Regions from separate parts of the Homo sapiens genome. Here region 2 is linked to region 1. The links are chromatin contacts, found by Hi-C or POLR2A ChIA-PET in ENCODE. All regions are on one chromosome and are shown on one strand. The core of a region is the stretch at or near the end of the contact, and the rest is flanking DNA. Distances in the headings are between cores, read along the strand shown.

Region 1 (2,700 bases), core at 38-2,537:
GGAAGCCGAGGTGGGCAGATTGCTTGAGCCAAGGAGTTGGAGACCAGCCTGGGCAACATGAGAAAACCCTGTCTCTACAAAAATACAAATATTAGCCGGGTGTGGTGTCACATGTCTATAATCCCAGCTACTAGGGAGACTGAGGTGGGAGGATCGCTTGAGCCCAGGAGGTCAAGGCTGCAGTGAGCCATGGTTGCACCACTGCACTCCAGCCTGGGTGACAGAGTGAAACCCTGTCTCAAATAATAATAAATTAAAAATTTTAAAAATTGGCCGGGCACCATGGCTCATGCCTGTAATCCCAGCACTCTGGGAGGCTGAAGTGGGTGGATCACCTGAGTTCAGGCGTTCGAGAGCAGCCTAGCCAACATGGTAAAACCCCGTCTCTACTAAAAATACACAAATTAGCCAGGCTCATGGCGGGTGCCTGTAATCCCAACTACTCAGGAGGCCGAGGCAGGAGAATCTTTGCTTGAACCTAGGAGGCAGAGATTGCAGTAAGCCGGGATCGTACTGTTATACGCTCCAGCCTGGGTGACAAGAGTGAAACTTTGTCTCAAAAAAAAAAAAAAAAAAAGCCTGAGTTTTAGTGAGAGGTTGACCAACGTGCCTAATGTCACATAGTGAATGAGAGATGGAGCCAGGAGCAGACCTGGGATTTGACTCTGAATTCTAAACTCTATGTTCCCATAAGAAGGACAAATGAGGACCGCTGAAGAAAGAGGGTTCAGGAAGGGGCGTGTGGAAGCATGAGTAATTATCTTACTTGCTTGAGTCACAGGAAACCACTCAGAGGCTAACACTGACTTGGGGTTAACCAGATGCCTGGCATTGTTCTCAGCGTAATGCCCTTCAGAGGTATTTAGCCTTTGTAATCCTTAAGACAGCCCTATGAAGTTGGTACTGTTCCTGTCCCTACTAAAGACAGGGACACTGGGGCAAAGAGATGACCAAGAGCTAGGTGAAGCCTGCTCCAGAGACCAACCACACCCTGTCCACGCCCCAGAGGTGAGACGCATTTCCCATTTGCACCGTGATGTGCTGTGTGGTGGCTCATCCCACGCACCACAGGCTGGGCTTGTGGCGTTCTGCATGAGGATGGCCCGTGGGTCCTCGGCACGCCCCCTCCCCTGCTGCATGTGCACATGGCCCAGAGCCTGGCCAGGGTTGTCTGAAGGGCTAAGGGAGCTCAGGGATAGAAGTGGTGGGGTGCAGGGGAGACGGTGGGGAGACAGTGGGGAGAGAGCCAATCCAAGTAGACATTGTTATGCGTGTGTCCACTTCTCAGCCATGCTCTTGGCAGGAACGCTTCCAACTTTCTGCAGGCCTTCTCTCTCCCCACCTTAATTGAGGTTGTGGCTGGGTTGGTTTCTTTGTTTCATTTTGAGACCAAGTCTCGCTGTCTTGCCCAGGCTGGAGTGCAGTGGTGATATCGTGGGTCACTGTAGTCTCGATCTCGAAGGCTTAAGTGATCCTCCCACCTCAGCCTCCCAAGTAGCTGGGACTACAGGGATATGGCACCATGCCTGGCTGATTTTTTTTAATTTTTATTTTTAGTAGAGATGTTGCCCAGGCTGGTCTCAAACTCCTGGGCTCAAGCAATCCTCCCACCTAGGCCTCCCAAAGTGCTAGGATTACAGGTGTGAGCCACCACGCCCAGCCAGATATGGCTGTTATAAGGGACAATTTAGCCAAATGTTTATAAAGTACTCAGCAATGATAGTATGATCTATAAATGCTAAATAACTATTGGGTTGAAATATAAGGAGTACACTTCTATTTATTTATTTTTATTTATTTTTGAGACAGAGTCTCATTCTGTTGCCCAGGCTGGAGTACGATGGCACAATCTTGGCTCACTGCAACCTCTCCCTCCCCAGTTCAAGTGATTCTCATGCCTCAGCCTCTTGAGTGGATAGGATTACAGGCATGCACCACCACACCTGGCTAATTTTTGGATTTTTAGTAGAAATGGGGTTTTGCTGTGTTGCCTAGGGTAGTCTCAAACTCCTGAGCTCAATCGGATGCCTGCCTTAGCCTCCCAAAGTGCTGGGATTACAGGTGTGAGCCGCTGCGCCTGGTCCAGGAGTACGTCTTTAAATAGAACATTCATCAGACTGCAATTACACATGCCTTAGCTGGGGAGCTCACCAAAATTCCTCTCATTTTCATCAGATTATTAATATTTCATCAATATTAATTATAGAACACGGTGGCCCTGCTTTGGAAGTAGAGGATGCTGGTGCCCACCTTGCAAGTGGCTACACTGAGGCACAGAAGTAGTAGATAACTTTCTTTTTTTGTTTGTTTGTTTGTTTGTTTGTTTTTTTGAGACAGGGTCTTACTTTGTCACCCAGGCTGGAGTGTAGTGGTGCAAACACAGCTCATTGTAGCTTCTACCTCCTGGGCTCAGGTGATCCTCCCACTTCAGCACCCCCGAGTAGCTGGGACTACAGGAGTACACCACTCTGCCCAGCTAATTTTTGTATTTTTTCTAGAGATAGGGTTTTACCATGTTGCCCAGACTGGTCTTGAATTCCTGGGCTCAAGTGATCCTCCCACCTTAAAATCACGCGGTGACTCGGGGATGTTAACTGAGAAAACAGCTCAGGATCTTTTCCACACCACTTCTCTGTTAAGTTTGAACCACATGTTCTGAAAACACCCCTTCAAAAATGCTGACTTAAGCATCTGGGCCAG
Region 2 (2,700 bases), core at 58-2,557, 320 kb after region 1:
TAGTGACTGAAGAAACCTATCGAGTCTTTCCCCACAAAACACACATACAGCATTTTATTCATATTAAAAATGAAGTCAGTAGAGTGCATTGATGTTTTTTCTAGCTTCTAGAAGCAATATTAAGGTCTTGATTGTCATCATATAAGATCCTAATTAATGTGCTTAATTTACTACATGTGTGATGTTAGTTTACTACTCTTATAATTACTATTCAACCCAAATAATATTCAATTAAAACAAAGTTTTCCACCTTCTCACAGTACAGATAAAAAGTCTTAAAAATTGCTTTCTTACCTCTGATTGACATTCGATTAGTGTCTCCATATTATTGGCGTTTAGTGTTTTTGACTAAAAGAGAAAAAATAAAATTAGGTAAATATCTTTTGGCCCTTGCCTGTAGGAAACGTGAATGAATGAATGTGAGAGGGGCACTCACAGCATTGTGGCTGCTTCTCAGCTTCATCAGTATTGCGGCTGACTGTCCAGGGGTGGATTTCACTCCCGTGTGGCTGTGCCTCTGTCTACAACGAATCACATGGAAAGGAGTTAGGAGGGACTCACACAGTAGGCCACTTTCAGCGCCACTTTGCCAAAGCACAGAGTTTGAAACTATTTATTTATTTTTCTCTTTTGCTATTTTTTCACTTGCCTTTACTTTGGAAAAAACTATTACATAGACAAGTTTTCATTTAAAATCAGTTCTGTTACCAGATGTTGTATGTTGTTAAGAGCAGCATCTGAACACAATTATTTCTAAATTATTTAAGTCAACTATCTTTACCACTCTAAACGTTGTTACCAATTTATTCCGTTCCATCAAGAGATAATCTGGATATCAATTACGTTAACATTTTAAATTAACATGAACATTAACTTTTTTGGTGGAGTGCTGACTATATGCCAGCTGTCGTAGTAGGTGCTTTGCATGGATTTTCTCATCTAATCCAAAAAGGAAAAAAAAAAAAACATATCCCTAGGATGCTAAAATAGTAAACATGAAACAAAGATAACATTTACAGAACTCCTACACCAAAAAGGTGCAGCCTTCACGTTGAAGCAAAGCTTTGTCCTGAGACTTTATAAAGTGAGAGCATATTCCACGGGATAGCTGTTTTCTGTTGCCTGTGATCTGAGTGACCTGTGACTTGCGAGGCAGCTTGTAATTTCTAGGCATGTTAATATATAGTGTACTTACCCTTGGAGGGTCTCTAGCCAGAGTTCTTTTACATCCGGTGAGCTGTAAAGAATGGGAGAAACAGCATAACTCTCTGCTCCTTCTAGTCCACTGGGAGAGAGAGAGACCGAGCCGGTCTCCCTTCACATGCTCTGCATTATAAGCGAAGGGGCGGGCAGGTGGAAATTCAGAATATTACAGAGACCGGAAAGAACATCATGGGCTGTCACACGGACGGAGCCAGCCAGACACTGGAGAGCTCTCGCTTCCTCATTCCTTTTAGGGCAGCTATGTCTTTTTTTTTTTTTTTTTTTTTTTTTTTTTTTGTGTCTTCCACTTCAAAGTAAAAAATCTGTAAACTACTAGGAGTGGAAAACATGACATTCAGCCCATAGGTGAAGGCTCTGATTAATGTCATAGGTGGGATGTGTGAACAAGAAATTGTGTTATTCTGTGCATAAACATCACTTTATTTTCTAAAGTGGTAATTTCAAGTGCCTCTTTTTGCATCCTGTTTGGGTGCTCTTTCCCCTCCCACGTGCCATCTGCTCTGTCCACCAGCACCACACGTTGATTAGCACCCCTGGATGTGGGACACTGTTACAGAACCAGAAAGAAACCCAAGACAGTCCCTTCCTTGAGGAACAATCACCGTCCAAAGCCAGGTTAGTTTCCTTTGGAAGTAGAAAGAAAACTCCCTCGAGTCAGTTGTCAATATAGTAACCCCCTCCTCCTTTCTGTAACTCCTGGTCAAAAGTATTGATACTTAATTTACAGTCAGAGCAGCTGTCGTTCTGACACGGAAGGAAAACAAACAAAAAAATTCCTTTGATCAGACCAACTTAAAGTAGGAAAGAGATGGTGAATTTCATTTGTGGATCACTCTTCTGCATAAGAGAATTTCTGATCTTTTCTGTAGATCAAGGGCTATATATGAAACCACTCAAATGCCTCGACACGAGAATGGATGCATAAATTGTGATCCATTCACATAGGGAATGAATGTTGTATAGCACTGATAATGAACAGCCTATGACTATAGCCAACAATATGGTTGGATCTCATAATATGACGCTGAGCAAAAGAAGCCAGACGTGAAAGTGTATATCCTGCCGGCTCCCATTAATGCAAAGCACAAAATTAGCAAAAGTCGTCTGTGCTGTTGGAAGCAAGAGTAGCAGTTTCCCAGAGGGGATGGTAATGACTTCCAGGGGCCAGCGGGGGGCTTGGTGATGGTCCATTCTTGATCTGGGTGGTGCTAGGCTTATGTGCACACTTCCCTATTTATGTAATTTTTCAATAAAAAGTTTTAAAATAACTTGGCTTCATTTATCATCAGCATCTTTAATTTTAAGACTTTTCCGCATTGTCAGTTCTTTTGTCATTTTACTGAAAGGAGGTGATTATGGGGCAGACTTTGGGAAACCGAAGCACAGAGAGGTCGAAATTTGCTCTGTAACTTAGCGGCTCGGTGGGGACCTAGGGACAGATCCTGGTTTTCAGGCTTCCAGCTGGGGGCTCCCTCT

Evidence for each region. A loop is a pair of places that touch in the nucleus more often than their neighbours do. ChIA-PET counts read pairs that join two places held with the same protein, here RNA polymerase II (POLR2A). Pooled maps may share reads with other maps.
Region 2: a pooled map shows a loop between it and region 1 (8-fold over the local background). The contact joins the promoter of TAGAP here to the enhancer-like site in region 1. A Hi-C loop is called at or near these places in 17 of 37 single-sample maps with no recorded cell type and 11 of 50 pooled maps. POLR2A ChIA-PET finds 5 or more read pairs at or near these places in 4 of 52 experiments (A673, WTC11, activated B cell and 1 more).

What each region holds. Positions count from the first base shown.
Region 1 is chr6:158,719,849-158,722,548 of GRCh38, forward strand. All of the region lies in intron 10 of SYTL3 (synaptotagmin like 3), which reads left to right. Among named protein-coding and RNA genes, the nearest start is that of MIR3918, 44 kb to the right of the region's middle. RefSeq lists enhancers at 214-1,413, 1,046-1,095, 1,166-1,265. Within about 2 kb of position 1,288, at least 3 of the 41 ENCODE cell types and tissues checked have a DNase peak (open chromatin) inside an H3K27ac peak, as active enhancers do.
Region 2 is chr6:159,043,684-159,046,383 of GRCh38, forward strand. TAGAP (T cell activation RhoGTPase activating protein) reads right to left here and starts at 1,308. Exons shown (of 10, transcript NM_054114.5): 1 at 1,196-1,308; 2 at 437-521; 3 at 295-348. The coding sequence starts at 463.